Regions from separate parts of the Mus musculus genome. Here all the other regions are linked to region 5. The links are chromatin loops, found by intact Hi-C in ENCODE. Cell type or tissue: heart. All regions are shown on one strand.

The links. A loop is a pair of places that touch in the nucleus more often than their neighbours do. Peaks named below come from ENCODE experiments on the same cell type or tissue, not always from the same donor. Only the 100,000 strongest peaks of a DNase experiment are listed, where the experiment ranks them.
Region 1: it touches region 5 in a loop (3-fold over the local background); 12 of 42 quality-filtered maps call a loop at or near these places.
Region 2: it touches region 5 in a loop (3-fold over the local background); 2 of 42 quality-filtered maps call a loop at or near these places.
Region 3: a loop joins it to region 5, with 2.8 times the contacts of the local background. A loop is called at or near these places in 20 of 42 quality-filtered maps.
Region 4: a loop joins it to region 5, with 9 times the contacts of the local background. A loop is called at or near these places in 36 of 42 quality-filtered maps.

What each region holds. Positions count from the first base shown.
Region 1 is chr5:120,143,896-120,148,895 of GRCm38, reverse strand. It overlaps Rbm19 (RNA binding motif protein 19), which reads right to left. Exons shown (of 24, transcript NM_028762.1): 21 at 4,783-4,899. Among named protein-coding and RNA genes, the nearest start is that of Gm10390, 7.1 kb to the right of the region's middle. In heart, CTCF peaks have their summits at 2,715 (motif pointing left), 4,022 (motif pointing left) and 4,739 (motif pointing right); no DNase peak of the experiment used is centred here; H3K27ac peaks cover 646 bases.
Region 2 is chr5:120,249,844-120,254,843 of GRCm38, reverse strand. No RefSeq gene overlaps it. Among named protein-coding and RNA genes, the nearest start is that of Gm31836, 17 kb to the right of the region's middle. In heart, a CTCF peak has its summit at 2,068 (motif pointing left); no DNase peak of the experiment used is centred here; H3K4me3 peaks cover 791 bases; H3K27me3 peaks cover 4,697 bases.
Region 3 is chr5:120,526,184-120,531,183 of GRCm38, reverse strand. It overlaps Slc8b1 (solute carrier family 8 (sodium/lithium/calcium exchanger), member B1), which reads right to left. Exons shown (of 16, transcript NM_133221.2): 12 at 3,322-3,443; 13 at 1,521-1,674; 14 at 788-868; 15 at 36-103. Among named protein-coding and RNA genes, the nearest start is that of Slc8b1, 17 kb to the right of the region's middle. In heart, a CTCF peak has its summit at 2,867 (motif pointing left); DNase peaks (open chromatin) are centred at 2,688 and 3,410; H3K27ac peaks cover 251 bases.
Region 4 is chr5:120,503,555-120,508,554 of GRCm38, reverse strand. Plbd2 (phospholipase B domain containing 2) reads left to right here and starts at 4,932. Exons shown (of 12, transcript NM_023625.4): 1 at 4,932-5,000. The coding sequence starts at 4,964. In heart, a CTCF peak has its summit at 3,106 (motif pointing left); DNase peaks (open chromatin) are centred at 1,044, 2,574 and 3,014; H3K4me3 peaks cover 428 bases; H3K27ac peaks cover 442 bases.
Region 5 is chr5:120,603,590-120,608,589 of GRCm38, reverse strand. It overlaps Iqcd (IQ motif containing D), which reads right to left. Exons shown (of 5, transcript NM_029408.2): 4 at 3,390-3,461; 5 at 1,477-1,955. The coding sequence ends at 1,605. Among named protein-coding and RNA genes, the nearest start is that of Rita1, 6.5 kb to the left of the region's middle. In heart, CTCF peaks have their summits at 2,676 (motif pointing right) and 3,542 (motif pointing right); DNase peaks (open chromatin) are centred at 1,799, 2,689, 3,158 and 3,549; H3K4me3 peaks cover 886 bases; H3K27ac peaks cover 627 bases.

The sequences.
Region 1 (5,000 bases), 460 kb after region 5:
TAACTACAGCACCACAGAGCTGTGTGACCCTAGGCAAACTGCTTACCCTCTCTGTGCCTCCCAACTTGGACTTCATCAGCATTTTAGGGTAAGGCTCTGCCCAGTAGGGCTGCATATGTGGGTCGCATACTCTGTGAGCATCTTCTGCGTATCCACTGGGCACCAGGCTCCCGTGCACACTGTATGACTCTGGTGATATTGGACCTTACAGTCCAGAGTGGGGTTTTGTTCAGTAAGTAGATAATCACGTGGGCACATGCGTATCTCCACTTGGGGAGCTCGCAGGGAGAATGGGAAGGAGGGAGAGGAAGCTGGAGGGGCTACAGAGTCTCAAATCCAGGAGAAGCTCAACCTCTCCTGCCTGTGGGTGGGGTGGGGTGCGAGCAAGCGGCCAGCCGCGCAGGGAGCTTCTCTGGTGAGTACTACATAACCAGTGGCAGCTGGCAGAGCTGTGTGGGACTCAGGCTGATGAGTTTTCCTATCTTCAGATCCAAGGCTGTAGGCAGCTCACTTCAGGAGCTAGCTCACCACTGCCTGCCAGCCCATATGAACCATATCTGGGCCACGCATGGCCTAGAGTTTGTCAATGGTACCGCAGGCTGTGGTGAGCCAGGCGACAATGACAATCTGCAACAGCCAGTCTTAGGAGGGACCACAGGGCCTCTGGAGCTCCAGGGACACAGGCCCTGCCTCTGTGGGGCAATTTTCACATCCCAAGGGCTCTGCATTCTGGGAAGGTGGGCAACAGTAGGGAATACTTTACAGAGGAGACTGAGGCAGAGGGATGGTCTGGGACAGACAAGGAGCCAACAGTAAGGGCCTTCCCTTTTTTCCTTCCTTCCTTCCTTCCTTCCTTCCTTTCCTTCCTTCCTTTCTTAAAGGCATGTGCCACCACTGTCCAGCAGGCCTTCCCACAGAACAGCCATGCACCTAGACTCCCCGGTCACTGGCTGGGGACCAGGGAAAACACTCAGGCCACCTAGGAATAGGCTGTTTCTATTATATGTACTGTTAGCTATCCTCTGTAGCATCAGTGTGGTGTCTTTTGAGGAAGGAGGCACATAGCTTGTAGGCCTGGGACAGCTCAGGCGTGTTCCTCATCCTCTCAGGTACAGGCAAGGAAGAAGCTAATCTGCCCTCACACAGATGGCCTGCACCCCATGGCGAGGAAGGCAAAGTAAAGGACCTGTAGGTGAGGGGCAGAGATGGGGAGCGGAACAAGAGCACCCTAACCAGACAGCGAAGGGACAGTGCTTTTTCTATACCTCGAGAATGAAAACGTGTGAGCAGAAACTGCCCAGGGGATCTGCGGAGGGCTGTAAGAGGCCGTGGCTGTGCATCCTCCCTGCCTGCCACTCAGGCCTTCTCTTTCCCACCTTGGACTCCTGACACTAGGCTTCCAAAATTCCAAGCTGAGTCCACAGGGACCAAAGGGGAGCCTATGGCTTGGCAAGCTCCCTGTCTCCACCCCAAAGTGAGGAAGGAGAGGCCCCAAAGATGCTACAGTCACTTGGGGGGAAAGAAACCACTGGACGGCACAGCCTAAACTGTGCCCGCCAGACTGAGAATGATGCTAGTGACCCTCCCTCCCTCCTGTCTGTCTGTCCATTCCTCCCCCAGGCAGGAACAGGGAGGTAGCAGGAGTCAAGTTACAGTTCCACACCAACAGAGGAGAAAACTGAGCAAGGCTGGGTGGGCTGGCTTCCAAACATCCTAACCTTCCTCCCTGCCCCCTGTGAAAACCAAGCATCAGCTTTCAGAATGGACACTGCCTTTCCTGAAATTAGAGACTCTGGGTAAGGCCGTCCCAAGGAAGGCAATGGGGGGGGGGCCCTTGGGGCTTGTGCCCATGGCTGCAGCTACACAGCCTGAGCTGCAGTGTGTACACACACACGGTGCACAGACACTCTGAGCAGCCCTGCTGGTCCTTCCACAGGGTAGAGGGGCCTGGGCAGGCGGGTCCTCCAAGCATCCTTGGGGCTGATGGGAGATGATGAGAGAAGCCACTAAGAACCTCTGGGATTCTGCACTGTGGGTAAAGACACAGGTAGTGCTCCTACAGTTTGGGTGATGCTGAACCACAGTCACCAGCCACTGCGACTGCCCCCTCACAGAGCCTCACAGCCTCTCTCTTCCCTGGCCCTCTACAGACAGCGGCAGAAGAGAGGATACTCCGGACACAGGTGCCTTCCCTGGGGTCCTAGCACAGTGCTTCATACAAACACACATTCACCGATGTCCTCACCAAGACAACCTGGGGATGACAAGTCCTTTTATAAACATGGGAGGAAAACAGATATACAAGACCAAGCTCTGGTCAGAGCCCTGAAAGCCACATGGCCAGCTTAGATGTGCAGTCTTGAGCAGGCTGTGCCTCGAGTTCACTTTGGCCAGCTTCAAGTTCACTTTGGCCACAGCAGAAGCCCTCCCATGCCCAGGGCTGCGAGTTCCAAGCCAGCCAGCATGGCAGGCACCAGGCACAGAGCCCAGCACACAGGCACATACCAGGAACGTGGGTTGTGACTCCGGGTGTATCTACCATGAGAAGCGCCCCCAATCCTGCCTGACACAGTAGGTCAACCAGTTCTCCCAAACCCTGAAGCCTTCCTTCCCCTCAGTCAGTGACCTTCCGCTGGCCGGTGGGTGGCTTTGTGTAGAATCAGAGCTGAGGCACGGGCCTCGCATCCCTGGGAAAGTCTCACAGTGACCCCTGCTGTCCACCACTGCAATCGGCCCCAGCTCTCTATCTATCCACTGGGAAGCTAACAAAAGCGAGGCAGTGCCTGTCCAGGACAGTTCCAGCTTCAGGGGTTTAGGACCGCTCAGTCAGAACAATGGCGGAGGGGAAGAGACGCCGAGTGTAAGTACATTCCGCAGACACTAATTCCCTGTCTGCTAAAGAGGAAGTATAATACACAGATCAAACAAAGCACCTTCCCCTGCCTTGCAGTCTATTGTTTCCCTGGATAAATGTCATCCCTGATACACCGTGGATCCGGGCGACACTGTCATCTTGGAGGGATGTGGTTCCTGATCAACACGCACGGTTCTTAGCAACTCCTTTTGAAGCGGCAGCTGTGAGATTGGGACTCTTTAAAAAAAAAAAAAAAAAAAAAAAAAAAGAGGCAGAGGCACCACAGGCGAGCCGGGAGCTAACACTCTCCCTCTCTTTTTGACTGTTGTGCCGGATGCTGGTATGTGGGGAAAAAAGAAAAGAAAAAGAAAAAAGCGCCCCTTGTCCCAGACTGTGACCCGTATCACTAGGCACCGGAGCTCAGACATCAGAGGGGACAGCATGCAGCACTGATTGAGCTGACTGCAGCGGTGAACACCCCCACCCCAGGGGATGGGGAAGAACAGGGAGAAAAGGGATGGGTTTTGAAGCCGATTCCCCAAGCAGCATCCCATCTCTTAACCTCCCAGCAAGAGGAGAGACGCAAGCCTCACAAAGATAATTCCCTCTCTAACTTAGCACTTGTCATGTAGCCTTGCAAGACGCAGACAGGTCATTCTACCAGAGACATCACCCGAGACAGTGACAAGCAGAGGCTGAGCGCTCCTGACATGGCTCCTCCCCAGGCAGAGCCTCAGCAGGCCACGGTGGGGGGGGGGGGCGGGGTGGAGGGGCACTCAAGGCCCCTGTGTTCTCCAAAATCCCAGCTGAACCTCGGCGAATGGCACAGAAAGGTTAAACGCCCCACCTCATGCTCTGAGAACGCGTGCCTTGGGGTGCCTCATGATCCAGTGCCCCCTCATGGGATCACAGAAATGTCTCCTTTAACTTGAGACTCAATACAGGGCCACCCAAGTGAAAATGCTCTTCTATGCACATATGGGGTGGTCAGCCTGAGGCCTGTGTGGATCAGACTGTAAGAGTTCACATACAGAGGGAGGAGACATGGCTGCCTCAGTGGTTAAAAGCACTGGGTGCTCTTCCAGGGGACCCGGGTTCATTCCCAGCACCCAAATGGCAGCTCAGTGGTCACTCCAGTTGCAGGTGATCTCATGCCCTCCTCTGGCCTCTGGAGGCACTGCATGCACACAGTTCGTGAGTGGAAGTTACATGCTCATACATAAAACAAAAAGGTTGGGGAAAAAAGAATTTAAACTGATGGACCACCTTTCAAACCACGAGCAGAATGAGCCTGACGAAACCCAGGCTCCTGCATCAGGCTCCTGTGTGCCGTCACGGCCAGGGAAGGAGAGCCCTGAAGTTAAAGACAACCTACCCCTGTCCCAGCCAGGCTGTCTTTGACTCTCGTCACTTGCCTGGGCCCTAAGCCGAGACTGCATCCTGTACTAACAGACCATGGCCTGTGTTCTGTATGTCACATTCACTGTCCTCCCAAAATGGCTTTTTCCAGAGAGCAACTGAGGCCAGTATCTTAATCCCATGAGGACAACAGGGTCCTCTGGGGACCTGAGGTGAAGGTCCCAGTGTCTGGGACCCACCTTGAAGGAAATGACTCTCCAGGAGCAAAGCCTGCATGGAGGGATATCGGTAAATCCCACAGGGGAACCACAGGCTGCAGCCACCAGAACTGCTATCTCTCCTGATATCTGGGGACAGTGCTAAAGTACAGGCACACACCCAGACATCCTCCTGCCTCTGAGAAGGGAGGTCAGGGCACTCTTGTACCATAATCTCTGAGATTACGGAAGCCAGACCAAAGGCAAAGTTTAGAAAGCCCCATTGTGGGCTTAAAGCACTATCAGTCAGGACCTGGGAAGCCTCGCAGCCTCCAGGGGGCGCTGTGCACACAGCCCAGTGTGGGGACCTACCTGAAAAGCTCCCGGATCTCCCTCTGGTTGGCCTGGAAGGGGATATTCCGCACCAGGATCTTGGAGGTCGTCTGCTTCTTGGGGACCTGCTTCTTCCGAGTTGATGTCAAGGCAGGCCTGGAATGGGGTGGGGGAAAACACCAGGTCATCTGGGCTGCCAACTGCTTGTACCTAGACCAATCCTGTCACCTGCCCACAGAAAACACCTCCTGGTCATT
Region 2 (5,000 bases), 350 kb after region 5:
AACGAAGAGCTCAAGGCTTGTTTCCTGCTTGCTCTGGAACCCTGGGAGAGAGACAAGATGGAGTGTCCAGGAGAGAGCCGCAGCCGGGTTTTTCAGCTGACAGCCCCTAGGAAGCTCTGAGCAGAGAGCCAAGGCTGGGGACCAGGGCAGGAAGGGTGTCAGGAGACCCTAAGAGACAAGGCCTCAAAAGAAGAGGTAAGCGGGTACCAACTGGAGCAGAGGGGACAGCACATGAGCCAGGCATGGTGTGCCATGCATTCAATTCCAGCATTTGAGAGGCAGAGGCAGGTGGATCTCTGTGTTTGAGGCCAGCCTGGTCTACACAGTGAGACCTTGTTTCATAGCGGGGGTGGTGGACGGGGGACGGGGGTGGAGTAACACTGTGAGGGACCAGAGGTCAGCATATACAAAGCCATGGAAATTTCTAGAAAGAGTTTGAGCACACAGGACCTACTAAGTGCTTCAACTGATTTTAACCGACTCTGCTGGATGAGAAAGGTCCTATTGATGCCTGCGAAGGGTCAGCCTGCTGCTGAGGCAGAAATGAGGCATCAGAAAAGAGGGTGAGCAGATGAAGGAAGTAAGATAAGCATTGGAAGGAAGCCGGATGAGCCTATAGGAAGGGAGGAGGATGAGCCTATAGGAAGGGAGGAGGGTGAGCCTTGGGAGGGAGGAGGGTGAGCCTTGGAAGAGAGGAGGGTCAACATTGGAAGGGAGGATAAGACAAGGAGGATGAGACAAGTGAAAGAGGTATTTGGGGAAGATGAAGAGACCCTGCTGCCAGGTAGCGCCTGGCCCCCAGAGCTTACCTGTTTCTGACTAGAATGGCCAACATACAGAGTGTATTCATCCTTGCTCAGAAAATCCCCTTAGCCACTAGCACTGTGCCCCCGGGGGAGCCCTGGGCTATCATGTGGACCAGAAGAAGTGGGCCCTGTGGTCATTAGACCACACTGATTCCAGCTATTGTAATTGGGTACTTACTGTGAGTCCAGTTTGGAGCTCAATGCTTTACTTCTTTACTGCTTGCCTGCTGTTTACTTAGATGTGGCCCCCTCTGCTTGCTTATTGATATGCCTGAAGCTCAGGGATCAAGTGAGTGATGGAACCCAGTTACATGTCCAATTCCAGCCCTCTTAGAAAGACCTCAAACTTGGGATGCCATGTGCTTCAGAGTCCAGGTGTGTGAAGGCCATTCCACAGGCTCTCTCCCCACCCCCCACCCCCGCCCCCTGAGAATGAGATTGAGCTGAGACTGCAGTTTGTGGAGTTTAAGTTAGCTCTAAGACAGACTTCCTGACAGTCTCACAGACCCTGAGGAGAGCTTTGGAGGCATTCCTGCAAAAACCATCTAGTCATTCTTTAAGGCGAAATAGTGGCCCAACTGCCTGGTGAATTTGCCCTGAGGTCTGCCAAGGTCCTGTGCAGTCTGGCCTTTCCCCACTGCAAAGGCCCACTGTGAAAGGCTGGTGCTTGTTTGCCTGAGAGAGTGAGTTCCAGGCCAACCTGAGCATGTTAGTGAGGCCTGAAATGTAGGAGGCCCTGGGCCCCATTCCCAGCATAACTAATTAGTTAATTAAACTTTCAACATATGAAGACACCAGTTTTGGAAAGCCCCTTAGTCACTCATTCACCGTGCATTACCCACAGTGTCTACTGCATGCTGCACAGTGTTCTGGGAATGGGGTGGGGTTGGGGTGTCTGCCATGGATACCCCAAAATCTCCACTCCTCTGGATCCCACAGGAGGAAAATTTGCTGCCTGTTAGGGTGGGGGGATGCTGGGGGTAAGCAAGAAGGGGGATGGGGAGAAGGAGTGGACAGCTGGGTTTCAAACAGAGGGCCATGTAGCTGAGCAGGGTTTAGGGGAAGTTTGGAATGGGGCTGAAGTACGTTTGAAGAAGGAGACAGGCAGTGCAAAGGCCCTGGGGTGCAATCCAGGAGCGGCAGGAAGAGCAGTGGGTGAAGGGTTGGGCAGCAGAGGGGACAGATTCTTTGTGAGACACAGGAGAGACCAAGAGGGACATGGCCTGATTTATTAGTTTAGCCAGAGCCCTCTAGCGGTTATGGGGAAATGACCTGTATGCAGCCTCGGCGGCCTTAAGTCTCCTGCGGGTGTGCCCAAGCAATGGTTGCTGGTGGCTTCAGCCAAGGTGGTGACGGAGGGGTGAAAAAAAGTAAGCAGGATTGGATTTTTTTTCCCCTCATCGGTTCATTCATTCCCTTGTTTATTTAATCAGTTGATCGTTACTGAGAGATAGGAAAACCAAAACTTAATTGAATAATAAACTAGATTGCTCAGGCCCGTGGGCAAGCGTGGTGGCAAGACCGCTAAAAACTCAGTAAGCCTGTCCTTACATGCGCCAAACACAGGGCAAGGGTCAGAGATTCTGAGGGGACCGTCCGGGCCTTCATCAGACATGTGGAGAAACTGAGGCACTACAGAAGACACTCAGCTGATTCACAGCGCATCCCCCGCAGAGCGACGGAAAGAACTCAGGGAGCGTCTCCTCTCTGCAGGCTTTCCCTAGCTTCCCTCCACCGCTGCCATAGTTTATGAGCCCCGAAGCCCCTAGGAGCACCTAGTCCTGTGGCCCTGGGCCCCCGGAGCCAGGCTCCTCCCAGTCGAGCCTGCAGCAGCCGATCGATCGCGTGTGCTGCCCCGATATTCCATCTCATTAGGCCTTCGTTTTCATCTCCCGGCTCCCTGGCAGCCTTCAAATTATCCCATAAAATTTATTTACTATTTCATGAATACATAAGCAGCAGGCAGGCACAAGCTTTTTATATATTTACACTGTATATATTTCACGGGAGACTTATAGCTGTCTCTGAGGCAGAGAGGGGGAGAGGAGAGGAGCGAGCAGACGGAGCCGGCAGCTGGCGGCAGAGGGAGGGAGGAAGGAAGGAAGCATAGGGTACAGTGTTGGAGCTCAGTGGTGCCCAAGGCCACACCCAGCCCAAGCAGGGGCCCTGAGGCTACAGGGCAAGGAAGGGGAAGTAGAGGCTGGACAGAGGATCTGGTCCTGGGGGGAGGCAACGTCAGTGCTCAGCACACAGGTTCTGCTGTGTAAGCCTCCAACAAGCAGGCTGATAAGTGGCTAGTGGTGTAACCCTCATCCTGGCTCCAGTGCAAGCTCTGGCTCTTGTTGGAACCTGAACGCTGACGCTGGTTATAGATTCAACCTGGAACCCTTGTTATAGCCTGATCCCTGATCCTGGATCAGCTCAAGCCCCAAGCCTTATTACAGTCTGAGAGAGCCCTACTCCCACTCACAATCCAAGCTGTCGTTTTATCCCTTTCTGTGGTATGTGTTCGTATGTGTATGCATGTTTGAATGTATGTGGGTGTGCGTGTGTGCAGGAGCCTCTGTATGTGTGTGTATGTGTGTCTGTGTGCGTGTGCAGGTGTACATGTGTGTGGATACCTGGGATACTTCAAGTATCTTCCTCAACTGAGGCAGGGTCTCTCACTGAATCTGGAGTGCTTCATTTCAGTCAACTAGGCTAGGCAGCCTGCTCTGGGACTTCCCTGACAGTGTCGCCCATTGCTGGGGTTACAGGCAGGCTGCCATATCTACTTGTCTTTATGTGGCTTTGATACAGGAGCTAGGGATCAAACTCTGATCCTCATATTTATGCTGCAAGCATTTCACCCACTGAGACAAGCCCCCAGATCCCCAACTCCAGCACTGCCCCTCTTTTTGCCAAACTTATGAGTTATGGAGGCTTACCCCCCCAGAACCCAACATATTACATACTGAGCTTGGGGCACAGCCACAGATTGAATCACAACGTGAGTCTTGATCCCAGTTATAGACTGAACTCTGATACCAGTTACATACTGAGCCCTGATCCCAGTTACATACTGAGCCCTGATCCCAGTTATAGACTGAACTCTGATCCCAGTTACATACTGAACCCTGATCCCAGTTACATACTGAGCCCTGATCCCAGTTACATACTGAGCCCTGATCCCAGTTACATACTGAGCCCTGATCCCAGTTACATACTGAGCCCTGATCCCAGTTACATACTGAGCCCTGATCCCAGTTACATACTGAGCCCTGATCCCAGTTACATACTGAACCCTCTCCCTCCCCTTCTCCACTTCAGGGACTCAGATCTCAAAAACAAACCTCAAAGAACTACAGTTCATTCTGGGTCAAGGGTGCCCCCTGGAAAGACTTTGAGAACTGAGTTCAGAGGTTGGAGGATCGGCCTGTCTAAGAGAGTCTATCCCAGACTCTGCAGATCACCTTCCAGCAGGGTTCAGGTCCTGTCCTCCATCCTGGGCATATGGTCTCTTGTCACCAAGAACTTAGTCCTGTTTGAGTCTCACTGATGGTCAGCTAGGAGCCTGTCTTAGCCCAAGCTGTGATCATTGAGAGATCTGAGATAACAAGCTTTGATTTTCCATCTCTCAGACAACACCTCAGATTCCCCAACCTCATGAAGGGGAGTGCCGTGTGTGCATGGAGCAGCCAGAAGTGGCTGTCACCCGGCTTCCTCAATTCCTCTTCACCTTGGTTTTTTGAGACAATGAGCCGGAAGCTCACCAATTCACCAGGGCTGGCTGCCCAGTGAGCCCCAGGTATTCTCCTGTCTCTGCTTCTTCAGTGCTAGAGTTACACATGCCACTTTCACCAGGGTTACACATGCCACTTTAGCCAGGGTTACACATGCCACTTTCACCAGGGTTACACATGCACTGTAACCAGGGTGCCGGAGCCTGAACTCAGGTCCTCACATTTCTAGAGTAAACTTTTTCCCAACTTCACTACCTCCCCAGCCCAGCTCTCTACAGTTCTCACAGTGCGTGCCCACCTTCTGAAGTACTTCTCAGGGTATGGAGGACTCCTGGAGCACGGAAGCCCTCCCAAGTTTTCCCCCGAAGAAGATGGTGTTTCTTCACTCTCCCTCTTTAGGAGGCAGAGTCTGAAGTGCCAGCCTGAGACATCAGCAAAGGAGTTGAGGCCAGCTCTCCAGAGTCCCTCATCT
Region 3 (5,000 bases), 77 kb after region 5:
GTATTCCCAAGAGTTTCTGCAACCTCACTACTGACCTTCACCTCCACAACGTGGTTCCTGATGATCTGCAGCAAGCAGCCCAGCCCCACACCAACCAGGATGTCTGCCATAGGTTCAGGAAGCTTTGCTGGAGCCCACGCCCACCCTAGCAGCCCTACCTCACTCGGCGGCTCAACCCTGGCCCTGGGCTCAGAGACCCCACAGCATGTGTGGGCTTTTTTATTGTCCCTGGGCCCCAGGGTTAATGCCTCTAATACACTGGGTGTCAAGAGCCCAGTTTAAGCCGGACAGTGGTGGCGCACACCTTTAATCCCAGCACTTGGGAGGCAGAGGCAGGCAGATTTCTGAGTTCGAGACCAGCCTGGTCTAAAGAGTGAGTTCTTGGACAGCCAGGGCTATACAGAAAAACCGTGTCTCGAAAAACCATAACAAAACAAAACAACAACAAAAAAAGAACCCAGTTTGCCCTTGGCCTATGGGAGTCAAATGGAGTGTCAGATATGCCTGATACCTGTGAACACCCAGCAGTTGGGGGAAACTGAGGCCAAGGGACCTGTGCCTTGCATTTGCCCACCCCTATGACTCATTCCAGATTGCTTCCTTTGTACCAACCTGAGGTTGTCACATGAGTCCCACAAGATTGGAATCTCAATTCCCCATCTACAAATGCCAAAGTGAGGCCCCAGGTCCCCAGCCAGAACCAAGGGTGGGGTGCTCAGAGTCCACCATGACTCTCAGAGCCAAGACGCCACCACACAGAGGCTCGGAGAAGCCGTGCAAAGGATACTGAAGATGATGCCCCCGAAACAGGCGGAGAAGGCCATCCGAGGGTATCCTTGGCGGGCCAGCGTGAAATCTGAGAAGGCATCTGCATAGAGAGAATATGGTGTGTGTGTGTGTGTGTGTGTGTGTATGTGTGTTGGGGGCGGACTCCTGTTTACACAGCTAGTCAGTCAACAAACATGGATAAGGGCCTGCCCCCTTGAGGGTGCACTGCTATACCCCACAAGCTCTCAGGGCACCTCTGTGTGCTTTGGGTAAGATGCTCAAAGAGCTGAACTGAGAACAGCTAGATTCTGGACTCCCAGATCCATGCTTGAATGGTCCTGTTTGGTGTGTAGCCTGGACAACCATAACTGGCTGCTGTGGCTAAACAGGTCTGTATGTGTGACAGCCTGTATATCACCCTCCCCAACATATAAACACACACACACACACACACATACACACACACACACACACACACACACACTCGCGCATTAAACATGGTTGGCTGTAATGGGTTTCACATCCTGCCTGAACTCTGGGGATCTGCGGAGTGTTTCAAGCATCCAACAAGTTAAGCCCCTATGGGATGTTTCAGTCCAGTGGTGGTTTAGTGACACGCTCCCCAGATTCCTAGTGTCACTCAAAAGCGACAGCGGGCACCCCGTCAGTGCAGAGGAAGCACACACTGGATGTCCTCTCCAGCTCTGAGTATGGCTAGGGAAGAGAAGAGTCAACCCAGAGCTCCAAGTTACCTCCAATGCTGTTTCCCCAGGCCAGGAGGGTCAGCCCTAGGACGGTGTTGCTCAGGCGGAAGATCACACCCAGGGACCGTAATATGTTCACCACCTCTGTGGCGGCTGCATTGATCCACAGGGCACTGGTCAGGAAACCCAGGAAAGCAAAGAGCTGTGGAGGGAATGGGGATCCTGATGGGACCCCGGCCGGTCCCCAGCAGAACATGTCCTATCTGTAAACTGGGTAGCAGGTACCCACAACCCAGGCCAGGCTGTGGTGTGACACAGTGGCAGAGTAGCAGTGGCGGTGGGACCCAGACAGAGGAAAGGGGATGCTCTCTGGCAGGCCTGAGGCCCTAGGTGCCACCCTAGCACAGCCTTCTTCAGAAAAGGAAGGAGCTACACGTGAGATCAGGGATCGCCCTTAAAGACACAACTGCCATCAAAAGAGAGCAGGCATGAAAGACACAGTCTACTATGATACCCTTGATGTCCGGAACACAGCTGGGGTGTGATGGGCTCTGCAGAGGGGCCCAGATGGGAGCATTTCAAGTTCAAGTCCAGGTTGCTTAGCAAGATCCCCAAAGCGGGCTGAGGATATGGCTCAGTGGTAAATGCTTATCTAGTACCACAGAGAAGGAAGAGAGTGAGGGAAGGACGGACAGACAGATGGATGGATGGACGGAGGGAGGGAGGGAGGGAGGGAGGGAGAAGGGGCAAAGGAACTTGCTCTCAAGTCTGATAACCGGCATTCAATCTTCCAAATCCACAAGGTAGAAGGAGAAAACCAACTTCTATAGGTTGTCTCTGACTTCCACAAACACACACACACACACACACACACACACACACACACACACGTGCAAAAATGTAGTAAAAAGAAATATTTCTTTTTGTAAAGAAAAGAAGCAGGGGAAGAAAGATCCAGAGAGAGAGAGAGAAAGTTGTAGGGGCTGGTGAGGCCGAGGCTACCAGTCAACCAGTCACATGGTTCTGAGGAGGTGAGATGGCCTGAAACTGCTCACACTGCTCTGAAGGAGACAAACCCATTGGTGCTGGGGCATAGCTTGGCAGGGCACTGGCCTAGCCTCAGCATCCTGAAACACAGTCACACCTGATCCCAGCACTGGAAGTCGGAGGCAGGAGGAATCATGAGTTCGAGGTCATTCGGGGCTACACAAGGCTCTGTGCCAACAAAGCAGGAAGTCAGGGCTGGAAGGGTTGGCTCTGCAGCTAAGAGCATTTTCTGCTCCTGCAGAGTGGGTCGGTTCCTGGTGCCCACATTGGGTGGCCCATAACCTCAGGTTACTCCTGTTGCACGGGATCCAGCACCCTCTTCTGGCCTCTTAGGGTACCAGGCGTGCACATGGTGCACAGACACATGTGCAAGCCAGTCATACACATAAAAATAAATAAATCTGAAAAAAACAGAAAATAAGGGAGCAAACAAAAATAAAAACAAAACATAAAGACTGAAAAGTATGTGAGTAATAGCTCAATAAAAATAAATCCAATTCACTTCAAAGTAAAAAGAAGCCCGAATAGGCAAATGGCTTGGGGTTCGGCTCATCTGCAGGGTAGACTTTGCCATTCACCATACCACACCAGAAACATACCCAGGCCACCCTTCAGAGGCTTCCAATTCTTTTTTTTTTTTTTGGTTTTTTGAGACAGGGTTTCTCTGTGTAGCCCTGGCTGTCCTGGAATTCACTTTGTAGACCAGGCTGTCCTCGAACTCAGAAATCCGCCTGCCTCTGCCTCCTGAGTGCTGGGACTAAAGGTGTGCGCCACCACACCCGGAGAGGCTACCAATTCTTACCCAGTGCAGTCTAGGGGGTTCTCTGTTAGACGTGGCAAAGAAGGTCACTGAAGCCAGCGCTGTGCCCACGATCACCACCACAGCCCAGACAGGAAGGAGACCGCCGATCTCATAGATGCCATCTGTGGGGCAAGAAGGGGAACTGGGATCCCCCAGGCTTGGCTCCCCACTTCCTCCCGCTAGCCCCCACAGTGACGCAGGGCGGGGGGGGGGGGGCGGGGGGGGGGGACAGGACTGGATGGACGGACTGGACGCCGACTCTGACTAGGTTCAGAAGTTCAAGACCTGTCTCAGCTAAGTAGAGAGTTGAAGGCTGTCACAATACAAATGAAACACTGTCTCAAAACTGCCAGCAAGGGGGTGGGGCAGCGTGCCTTGGAAGCAGCTGGCTGGGTAGACAGTGCGCCTAGCATGCATGAAGTCCAGGATCATATAAACCAGACAGGGTGGTACACGCCTGTAATCTTAGCTCTCGGGAGACAGAAAGATCAGGAGTTTATGGTCATCCTCTGCTGTGTAGTGAGTTCAAGGATAGTCTGGGGTACCTACTGAGACTATCTAAAATTAAAAAAATAATGCCGGACAGTGGTGGTGCATGCCTTTAACCCCAGCACTTGAGAGGCAGAGGCAGGCGGATTTCTGAGTTCCAGGACAGCCTAGTCTACAAAGTGAGCTCCAGGACAGCCAGGGCTACACAGAAAAACCCTGCCTCGAAAAACAAAACAAGCAAACAATAACAACAAAAATAAGTGAGGGGCTGGAGAGATGGCTCAGTGGTTAAGAGCACTGGCTGCTCTTCCAGAGGACCCAGGTTCAATTCCCACCACCCAATTGACAGCTCACAACTGTCTGTAACCCCAATTCTGGGATATCTGACACCCTCACACAGGCACACATGTAGGCAAAACACCAATGCACATTTAGAAAAATAAAATAAAATAAAAAGTGAGAGCTGGGGTCAAAGCCCAGGCTTGTTCACATTCAGCCGTGTGAGGCCCTGGGTTACATCCTAGAGAAAGCCCCAGTCAGCCGCTGTAAAGTAGGCTCCAGACTTCCCCTGGTGCGAGGCAGGGCCATAACTCTCCCAGAGACAGAGGCGGCAGGGTACTAGGCTCCCAGGTACCCCCATCTGCCTTCCTCCTCCCCCTCCATAAACTGGGCACACATCACACAAATGTGGTTCTGGGTTCACCCTGGCATGAAAGTCGCGCCATGCTCACCCATGCCTTTGGCCGCAGGCTCCCACCCCACCAACCTAGGGTGGAGGGGAGGTGCCAGAAGAGAGAGAAATGAGGTGTGTGTTACCTCAGAGCTTAAGAAAAGACATGGGCGAAACCAGAAAGTGCCCGGTGAGTCTGTGTGCTCTTCAGTCAAAACAAGGCAGAAATGAAACTGCCACTCCGGGACCAATGGGGAAAGCCAGCGTGGCGGGGTCATTCTCAGGGCAACGGAGGGCTCTGGGGTCAGACAAGCTGCCTACACACATTCACGAGTCACCTCGGACTGAACTCTGCCAGGTTTTCCTTCAGGACTCAAGTCCAGATCTCAAGATGACAACGCTGGGAGATTTAGTGTGAAATCTTCCATTCTGTAATTTTCTTTTTTTTAAAAAAAGACAGGGTCTCACTGTACATAGTTCTGGCTATCCTGGAACTTACAGTGTAGTCCAGGTGGGCCCC
Region 4 (5,000 bases), 100 kb after region 5:
TAGTCAGGGTTCTCTAGCGTCACAGAACATATGGAATGTCTCTCTATATTAGGGAAATTTGTTGTGATGATGTATGGTCTGTAGTCTAACTACCCCCAACAATGGGCAGCTGTGAATGGGAAGTCCAAGGATCTAGCAGTTGCTCAGTCCCACAAGGCTGGGTGTTTCAGCTGGTCTTCTGTAGAAGTAGGTTCCAACAGATGTGCTGGCAAGTAAGTGCAAGCAGGCAAGGAAGAGCAGATCTTCCTTCTTCCAATGTCCTTATATAGGTCTCCAGCAGAAGAGGTGGCCCAGATTAAAGGTGTGTACCACCATGCCTAAATCTGATATTTATTTTGTCCCAGGCTGCCCTTGAACTCGGAGGTCTCCTTGCCTTCCTCTCCTGGGATTAAAGGTGTATACTATCCTGCCCTGGCCTAAGCTTTTCATAGCCACTATGCCTCACCATCTCCATGCCAAGATCCAGGTCAGAAACCTGCGTCTTCCAGCCTCAAGACCTGGATCACAGGTGTGCCCTCCAGTACTAGATTGTAGTTCATTCCAGATATAGTCACGTTGACAACCAGGAATAGCCATTACAGGAGGTCTAGGTCAACCTTGGCTACTGAGTAAATTCAAGGGCAGCCTGGGCTTACAAAGGATTCCATCTTAAAAACAAAAAAACAAAAAAAAAATCAAAACAAAACTGGGTAGTAGTGGTGGTGGGCAGCAGCAAGAGCGCTTGCATGCTTTGGGTGCAAAAGGCAGGTGGATATCTGAGTTCAAGGCCAGCCTGGTCTACAGAGGGACTTCCAGGACAGCCAGGGTTACACAATAACCCTGTTTGTTTCAAACAACAATAACAGCAACAACAGCAGTAACAACAACAACCAAACGAAGCAACCAAAGCAAACTGCAGCTACTGACTGGGGACCCACAATACTTGTGTGTATGTGCCCTGCAGGAGGGGAGCTGTAATCTCCATTTCACTAATGGGAGAAGCAGCTGTTGGCGGGGTGGAGATGAAGTGTTTGTCCCCAGGGCTTGCAATGGGAAGAGGAAAAGTCTGGATGGCAGCCATGTCTTCCCCTCCAGGTTTGATCTCCTGGTTCACACACAGGTTAAGGCCAAATCTGCCCCCATACTTATTCAGCATGCCCACGGGTTTCGAAGATCAGGTTGTGGGTGGCAGCTGGGACATAGTAAAAGAACCTGGGGACAATTCTTGCAGAAGTGGTCAGGGGTAGCCAAAGTGGAAAGAGAAATGGAACTTTCTATTTCAATCTAAGAGGCCTTGAGACCAAGAGGTTCCTTAAAGATTCATGAACCTCACCTTAACTAGTTCTCTTCTCAGTGATGCCCTCACCTTAACTAGTCCCCTTCTCAGTGATGTCCCCACCTTAACTAGTCCCCCTCTCAGTGATGCCCTCACCTTAACTAGTCCCCTTCTCAATGATGCCATCTTAACTAGGACCTTTCCCAGTGATGCCCTCACCTTAACTAGTACTCTTCTCAGTGATGCCCTCACCTTAACTAGTACCCTTCTCAGTGATGTCCCCACCTTAACTAGTCCCCCTCTCAGTGATGCCCTCACCTTAACTAGTCCCCTCCTCAATGATGCCATCTTAACTAGGACCTTTCCCAGTGATGCCCTCACCTTAACTAGTACCCTTCTCGGTGATGTCCTTACCTTAACTAGTCCCCTTCTCAATGATGGGCAGAGAGTCACAGGAGCTCCTTACTGTCTCGGGAGCTGGAGAAGTAGCAGATGGTGTTATGTGAGAGAAACTTCTCATGGGCCCTGCCTGGCTGCTGCGTGCTCCTCAGCTGGAATGTCCCTTCAGGAAACTGTTGAAAACGACCCTTGTGGATCACAAGCACTGGCTGCAACAGTCGGTACAGCACGCCTGTGCAATAACTGGAAGTAAGCCAAGTGCTCAGCACAGGGGATTGGATGGGAATACTGCTGCTCGCTGATGGGAATACTGCTGCTCCCCTATGGACTCCGCTACGGTGATGTTAAAGTATAGAACAGCCAGGCATGGCGGCACACACCTCTCCTTCCAGAGCTTGGGAGGTAGAGGCAGGAATATCTCCGTGAGCTCTAGGCCAGGCAGGTGTACAAAGTAAGTTCCAGGCTAAGAATTATATTATATTAACATACTATATTATATAGTTTATATAAAATATTCATATATTATAAATATATTATAAATTACATTATAAAATATATTGTCTATATATTATGTAAATAGTTATTACTACTACTACTACTATTTTGAGTCAGGGTCTTTCTATGTAGCCCTGGCTGGCCTGGAACTCACAGAGAGCCAGCATACCTGGCTCCATCTTATTTTTTGAGAGAGTATCTTACTGAGCATGGGGGACAGTCATTCAGCAAGGCTGGCTGGCTGGTGAACTTCAGCGAGCCTCCTGTCTCTGCCTTCTTCTGCGTTGGGATTATAGTGTATGGAAGACTGTGCCTGGCTTGTTACATGGGTGCTGGGGGCTTAACTCAGGTTCTTCTGTTTGCATTCCCGTGTGTAGGCGCTTTAGAGCAGTGGTCTCACCCCGTGGGTCACGCCCCCTTGGTGGAGGCTGAATGACCGTTTCACAGGGGTCATGTCATGTACCATATCTGATATTTGCATTACATTACGAGTCATAACAGTAGTGAAATTACAATTAAGAAACAGCAAGGAAATGATTTTATGGTTGGGGGGAGGAGTCACCACAACATGAGGAAATGTATTAAAGGCTTGAGAGTCACCGATTTGGACCACTACAACATGCTTAGAAGGCACCCAGGCTGGGGAATAACATGGACCTGCGTCAGCGAGTGTGTGCCTTTGTGCATCTGTGCGCGTGCTCTGTGTATATTAGTCCCCAGCGATCACACACTCCTGTTGTGCCTCTCTCGTGTGCCTAGCATCTGGTAGCTTTCCTGTGGGTCAGGCTGTGTTCACTGAGTCCGCGAGGCTTGGAATCGTGACCTCACCTATGGCAGGGAGGAAGGATTGGAACCCAAAGCAGACTCCTCCCCCTCCAGCCAGGGCCTGGCCTTCCCTAGGGAGGCAGGAAAGTCGAGCGTGGCTGTGGTTGTGTCTGCCCCCTGGTGGCTGGGAAGGGCAGCGTCCACGGTGCTTTCGAACTGTTCGACTCCCGGTGCTGAAGGTTCTAGTTTTGTGACTAGAAGTCATTTTATCTGCTTGGGTCTCAGTTTCCCCAGCCTGTTAGGGACTTGGCGACAGAAAGTGTTTGCAGTAAGGGATTAACAGATGACAGAAGAGACTCGGATTTATGCCAGGGAATGGCAGGGGAGTGCCTCTAGGGTAAGCAGGCAGTTGTGAGGTTTTAGGTAGTATCTTGTTTATGTTTTTTAGGTAGGATCTAATGTCCCCTAACAATGTTCTTTAACTTTAGTGTGTATCTGAGGCTAACTTTGGACTCTTGATCCTTCTGCCCCTGCCTATAGAGTGCTGGGTTTACAAGCATGCATTAAAAAAAAAAAGTTTAAGGGACCTTAAACTTTTCTCTTCTTTAAAGACAGGACTGGGCTGGAGAGATGGCTCAGCAGTTAAGAGCAATGGCTGCTCTTTCAGTGGACCTGGGATCGATTCCCGGCAACTAACAGTGGCTCACAACCATCTGTAACTCCAGTTCCAAGAGAACAAGACCTGGTGCCCAGACGTGCATGCAGGCAAACCACTCATTCACTTATTCATATCCTTTTTTTTTTTTTTAATGATGAGAACTTATTTAGTCTATGTAAGTCTCAAGATGGTGACCCTCCAGCCTCAGTCCAGTAACTGCCGGGCTTACCGGTGTGTCTTTAAATATGTCCCTCAGGAAACACCTTTCCTGCTCTGTGAAACATTCTAGAAAGGTTATGCATCAGGGTAGGGGAAGAGGGACAGAATGAGTTCTTTTTTGGTATGGGATCAGGTCTCACTCACACTGTACTCCAGGCTTGTCTGGACATCTTGCAATCCTCCTGCCTCAGTCCTTCTCAGTGCTAGAATCGTAGGTGTGAGTCACTTTGTATGTGTGAACCCGTGGCATTTGTCACTGGTTGACCAGAGGCAAAGTTGGCCAGCAACTTGACCAAAGATGTTGATCTGCGTTGAGGACAGCTTGTATGTTCACACCCTTGGCTTCTGGGGCCTGGGGCTGCTGGTTGAAGGTCTGACACCTGCATTGGTTGAAGTGCCAATCACTGCCTCTCTTTGTGTACATTTTGAGACAGATTCTCACTCTTTATTCCAGACTATTTTGCAGACCTCAAAAGCACAGGTACAGGTCCTCCAACATCCAGCTTTTTAAATAAAAATTACTTTGAGACGGGATCTCATACTGTGTACTAGGCTAGCCTGGAATTAACTCTGTAGCTCGGGCTAACCTGATTAACATATTGGGACTACTTCATTCATGGACAAATAGGAAAAAGAAGTTGCGGGGCTGGGAGATGGCTCAGCAGTAAAGGGGGCTCGATGATCTTGCAGAGGACTTGAGTTCGAATTCCAGCACCCACATTTAGACAGTTCACAACAGAGCCTCAGGGAATGTAACACTCTTTTCTGGCCTCCACCTGCATCCACATTCCCAAAAACACACACACACACACACACACACACACACACACACACACAAACACACCATGCAGATCATACACATAAAAGAAATCTAAAAATATTAAAAATTAAAAGAAGGTGAGGAAGAGGAAGAATAAGTAAAAAAGGTGAGGAAGAGGAAGGATAATTTAAAAACAAAGCAAAAGCAAACAAACAAAAACCAGAAAGAAATTCCTTGGGAGGGAAGGATGCTGAGCGGTTTTTTTTTTTTTTTCCACAGAGAGCGCGAGTCCTTTAAGGCAGGCCCCGCCTCTCCAGGAACACAGACCACGCCCATCCCGGAAGCCCAAGCACAAGCCCCGCCCCCACCCCGCCCCTCGGGACGCAGTCACGTGGCCCGGCTGCGGCTCGCGATGGCGGCCCCCGTGGATGGGAGCTCCGGCGGCTGGG
Region 5 (5,000 bases):
CCTTGAGCCTCTCCTTGCCCCCTCCCTCCCTGAACATTCCAGAGAGCCCAGTGGGTATCTCACCCCTGTCTAGGGGTAGCCAGGCCCAGGGACATATATAATGACCTGCAGAGGTGCCCCAGCCATGCCTGGACACAGACATGCTTTGTGCTTTAGCCATGTAGGGTATTGAAGCTTCTAGAACTTTCATGAAGAATTGGTTGGTTTCCCTCCTGTTTGTCTGTCCCATCCTTCCATGTTGAGAAGACACAGGCTAGAAACATTCTTCCGTCTACACTGAAGGAGAGCTGAAGCTCAGGGTGAGGCCACCAGCTTAGCTGACACCAGGCCTGGAGTCTGGCTGTGGACAGGAACCACAAAAAGTGGAGGGAGGAAGGGGGGAGACTGGAGAGAGGACCAGCAGCTCAGAGTGCTTACAGCTCTTCCAGAAGACCTGGGTTTGGTTCCCAGCACCCACGTCAGAAGGCCTGTAACTCCAATTCCAGGGGAGCCAACACCGTCTGACTTCTGCAGGCACCAGGCACACATGATACATGATTTTATATATATATATATATGGGCATACATGGGTATGTGCACACATACACACATTTTAAGATTAAAACAAAGTAGGAATGGAAGGGATGGCTCGTGGGTTACTGCTCTGTCAGAGGGCCTGAGTTCAGATCTCGGCGCCCTCTTTAAGTGGTTCACAAGGCTTTTAGCTCCAGCTCCAGTGAACTACACACCCAGCTGTGGCCTCTGTAGGCACATCCACATAAATAAACCTTTTTCCTGTTTTTTGTTTTTGTTTTTTTTTTTTTTTTGCAAGACAGGGTTTGCCCCCATGTAACTCTGGCCGTCCTAGAACTAGCTTGGTAGACCAGGCTAGCCTTAAACTCATAGAAATCTGCCTGCCTCTGCCTGACTGAAGGGATTAAAGCCATGGCTGGGCCACTAGGGTCCCCCTCCCTTGCCCCCTCCCACATACTTTGTTTTTCAGAGTGGAAAGGAGTCAGCTAGTTAAAGCTGCGCGTGCTTGTGATTTCAGCATTTAGGAATCAGAAGCAGGAGGATCACCTTAAGTTCAAGGCCACTCTGGGCTACATGGAAATAAAGCTGGCAGAGTGGTTGCTGCTGCATGGAGAGACACAGGGCCCAACTACTGGGATGTCAGGGGTGTTGACATCCTTGCAGAAAGGGCTGTTAAGTTTCTATGGGAGAATTTTCAATTCGTGAAATTCTAGCAACTGGTACTTTTTAAAACTCATGGAACAGTCTGAGCACACAACCCCTCCCCCACCCCCCACCCCCCTGCTGCCCTCCTGACAGTTCAGCTAAGACTAGGGCCTCATTTTTCAATGAAGGTGTGGTAGGATGGGGATCCGAAGTTTGCGCCCTCCTCAGGATGTTGCGCCCACGGCCTCAGCCTCAGCCTGGGACAGACAGGTCTGTTGAAGGGTGAGCCACTGAGTGTGGTTTGAAACGGGTTTTGTTGTTTGTCTTTTTTAATTTAGCCATCATTAAAGCCAGGGATGGAAGGGCTGGGACAGAACAGGGGCTTGGTTGGGACCCGGTAGGGCGTGGTGGAAGCTGAACAGGGGCGGGGCCAGACCAGGATGTGGTCACTTCTTCTTGCCTTTGCCCTTGGCCTTGGGTTTCTTCTCCTTGGCCTTTTCTTCCTTGGGCTTCTCCTTGCCCTTCCCCTTGTCTTTGCCCTTCCCCTTGCCCCGCTTCTTCTTCTTGGACCTGAGTATGGAGCGCACCAGGTAGCCCTTCCACACCGCCTGGATGAGCGTGGCGGCTCTCACCATGCGCACCATCTCGCGCTCTGCCTCCACCCGCTTCTTGGAATTGATCTCGCTCTCGGCCCGGATCTGAGAGAACTCCTCCACCAGCACCGCGTGCCTTTCCCTCAGCTCCTCCAGCTGCAGCTTCTCCTCCTTGTGGATGCTCTCCAGGTCCTCGTATTCGTCCTATGCGAGGGGCATGGCTGGAGGTGCGCAGCACCCGGCATGGCCTCCCCGTTCCCCATGCCCGGCTTCCAGCCCAGCCAGGTAGGATACAGAGCCTGTCTGTATATTTATACCTGGGTTCGCTCCAGGAAAGACCCGGCTGAGCAGATCTCAGAAAGGAGGGAGGACCAAGGGTGGTGAGTTGTGCAAACCTATGTGCTTTTGTTCTTGTGTAAATGCACATGTGAATAAATGCAGTGTGTGTGTGTGTGTGTGTGTGTGTGTGTGTGTGTGTGTGTGTGTGTGTGACTATAGGTGGAGGCTGGTGGTCAAGGTCACGTGTCCTCCTCGGGCTCTCCACCCTACTTCCTGAGGCCAGGCTCTCTCACTGAACCTGGAGCTTGCTGATGTGACTGAGCTAGCTGGACAGCAAACTCCCAGGATCAGCCTGCCTGTGCCCTCCCCAGCACTGTGACCACAGGTGCACATTGCCGCCTTCACTTCTCACATGGGATGCAGGGGATGCGAACTTGGGTCCTCAGGTTTGCATGGCAAGCATCCTACTGAGCTAGCATCCCATCTGTTAGCTTCTCTCCACCTTTAGGAGAGCTCTGGTTTTCCTCACTTGAAACACTGGGACAATTCCAAATACCAGGGCCAGTTTCTGGGATCAAGAGACCTTCGGGTTTCAGTATGAACTGGTCCTTCACAGACACTTGGTTTGGAGACCTGGTACCCACTAGGTGGCGCTGTTGAGTAGTGACTGAATCGGGAAAGCTCCAAGCTCATCTCTGGGTTACCCAGTGGATGCATTGATCGCTAAACAGACAGGAGGAGAGCCCTTCCGGGAGGAAGTAGTTCGTGGAAGGGTAGTGGGGTGGGCCCTTAAAAAATATCTTCTTCTTGGTCCGAGTCGTCTTCTTCCTCCTCCTCCTCCTCCTCCTCCTCCTTCTCCTCCTCCTCCTCTCCCCCCCTCCCCCCCCCCGCTCTCTCCCTCTCCCTCTCCCTTTCCTCTTATTCCCAGCTACTCTGTGCCCTCCTTCCTCCTCCTCTCTATCCCTCCCTCCCACCAGCATCTACAGATCTATCAGGGGGCACAGCTCATGAGCGATGCCAGTTTGAAACCTTCAGACGACAGTGAGAACCGTCTCGATTCCCTGCTTTATTCGGGAGCCTGGCACCTGGACCTTTTGGGTGCAGAGTGATGTGGGGGTGGGGGAGGAGGGCTCGCCTGTGAACCGGGAGCAGGCAGGAGCTGAGCCGGGCTGTGAGAGGACCATGGGAGGTGGCTATTAGGTGGAGCCACGTGCTTCAGGATGAATCTGGATTTCAGCAGTTTCAGCTTCTCTCTTTCAAAGGGTCTCCAGGGGAGGAGTCTCATACCTAGGCCACCTTGAGCAGCTCCTACCCGACCCTCCCTCCCCCAATCCCTCAGGAGGAACCCCCGGCACGTACCTGCTTCTCGCCCATCTCCATGTCATATTTCTGGATCCAGTTCTCGATTTCTGTCTCCACTTTGTATTTTTTCTTAAAACAAAAACGTCCAGGCAGGGCCCTTTAAGTTGGCTCAGTAGGTGGTAGAGGCACTTAGGACTTAAACTAATTCTCTGGCGCCACAAGGGGGCAGCAGGGAGCTGATAGCAGGGTTCTCCCAATCTCCATACAGGCATTGTGGTACCTGTATGTCCATAGGTACATACACACACACACACACACACACACACACACACACACACAAACACAACATGCACACACACACAATAATAATCTTTTTTAAAGGGTGAGCTCCCAGCTGGAGGTGAGGCTCAAAACCTTTGCCTAGCACGATCCCCAGTACTTACAAATTAATTCAAAAAACATTTGGGGCTGGAGAGAGGGCTCAGCAGTTAAGAGCTCGAGTTTCTCTTCCAGAGGACCCAGGTTCAAGTCCTAGCTCACGAACCTCGGTAACTCCAGTTCCAGAGGATCCAGCATCTTCTTCTGGGCCTCTGACGACACTGCACACATGCAGTGCACAGACATACATGTAGGCAATACAACCGTGTACATAAAATCAGAATTGAGGATGCTGGTGAGATGGCTCAGCAGTTAAGAGCACTGACTGCTCTTCTGGAGGTCCTGAGTTCAAATCCCAGAAACCATATGGTGGCTCACAACCATCCGTAATGAGATCTGATGCCCTCTTCTGGGGTGTCTGAAGACAGCTACAGTGTACTTACATATAATAATAAATAAATCTTTGGGCCAGAGGGAGCGGGGCCTGGAGCAGGAGCAAGTGGGGCTGGAGAAAGCAGAGATCCTGAGTTCAATTCCCAGCAACCACATGAAGGCTCACAACCATCTGTACACCTACAGTGTACTCATATACATAAAATAAATAAATAAATAAAATTTTTTTTTTTTTTTAGAAAGAATCGAAATTGAAAGAAGAAAACACATGGACCAGGTACAGTGCTTTGATCCCAGAACCCAGAGGCAGGTGGATCTCCAAGTTCAAGGCCAGCCTGGTCTACATAGCAAGTTCCAGGACAGTCAGGGCTACACAGCGAGACCCTGTCTCAGTAAATAAACCCCCCCCATACATAAAATGGGATGTGATGGGACCACAGAAATGAATGGAGCAAAGGCATGGCCTTCACCAGGGGTGGACTTGGGGATGGTGGCGAGGGAGAAGCCAGAGCAAAAAAGCAGACTCCGTTCACAGGACGTGCCATAATGGAGGATGAGCAGCTGCCAGAGCTGGGATGAGGGGGAGCGTCCTGCCTACGGGCAGTGAGAGTTTTAATTTTTTTTAAATTTTAAACTAAAAAATGTAATTCCATTTATTTATTTTGTGTGTGGGAGGTAAGTGGGCACTGTGTCACCAGGCATATATGGAGGTCAGAAGACAGCTGGCGGGAGTTGGGTCTCTCCTGCCACCACAGGGGTCCCAGGGATCAGAGTCAGTTTGTCCGGCTTGGCAGCAGTCTCCGTTAAAGACTGAGCCGTCTTGCTGTGCTCCCCCCTCCCCCCCACCTCCTTTCCCCCTCTAGACGCATTGCAGGAAACTGTCCACATGATACCAAG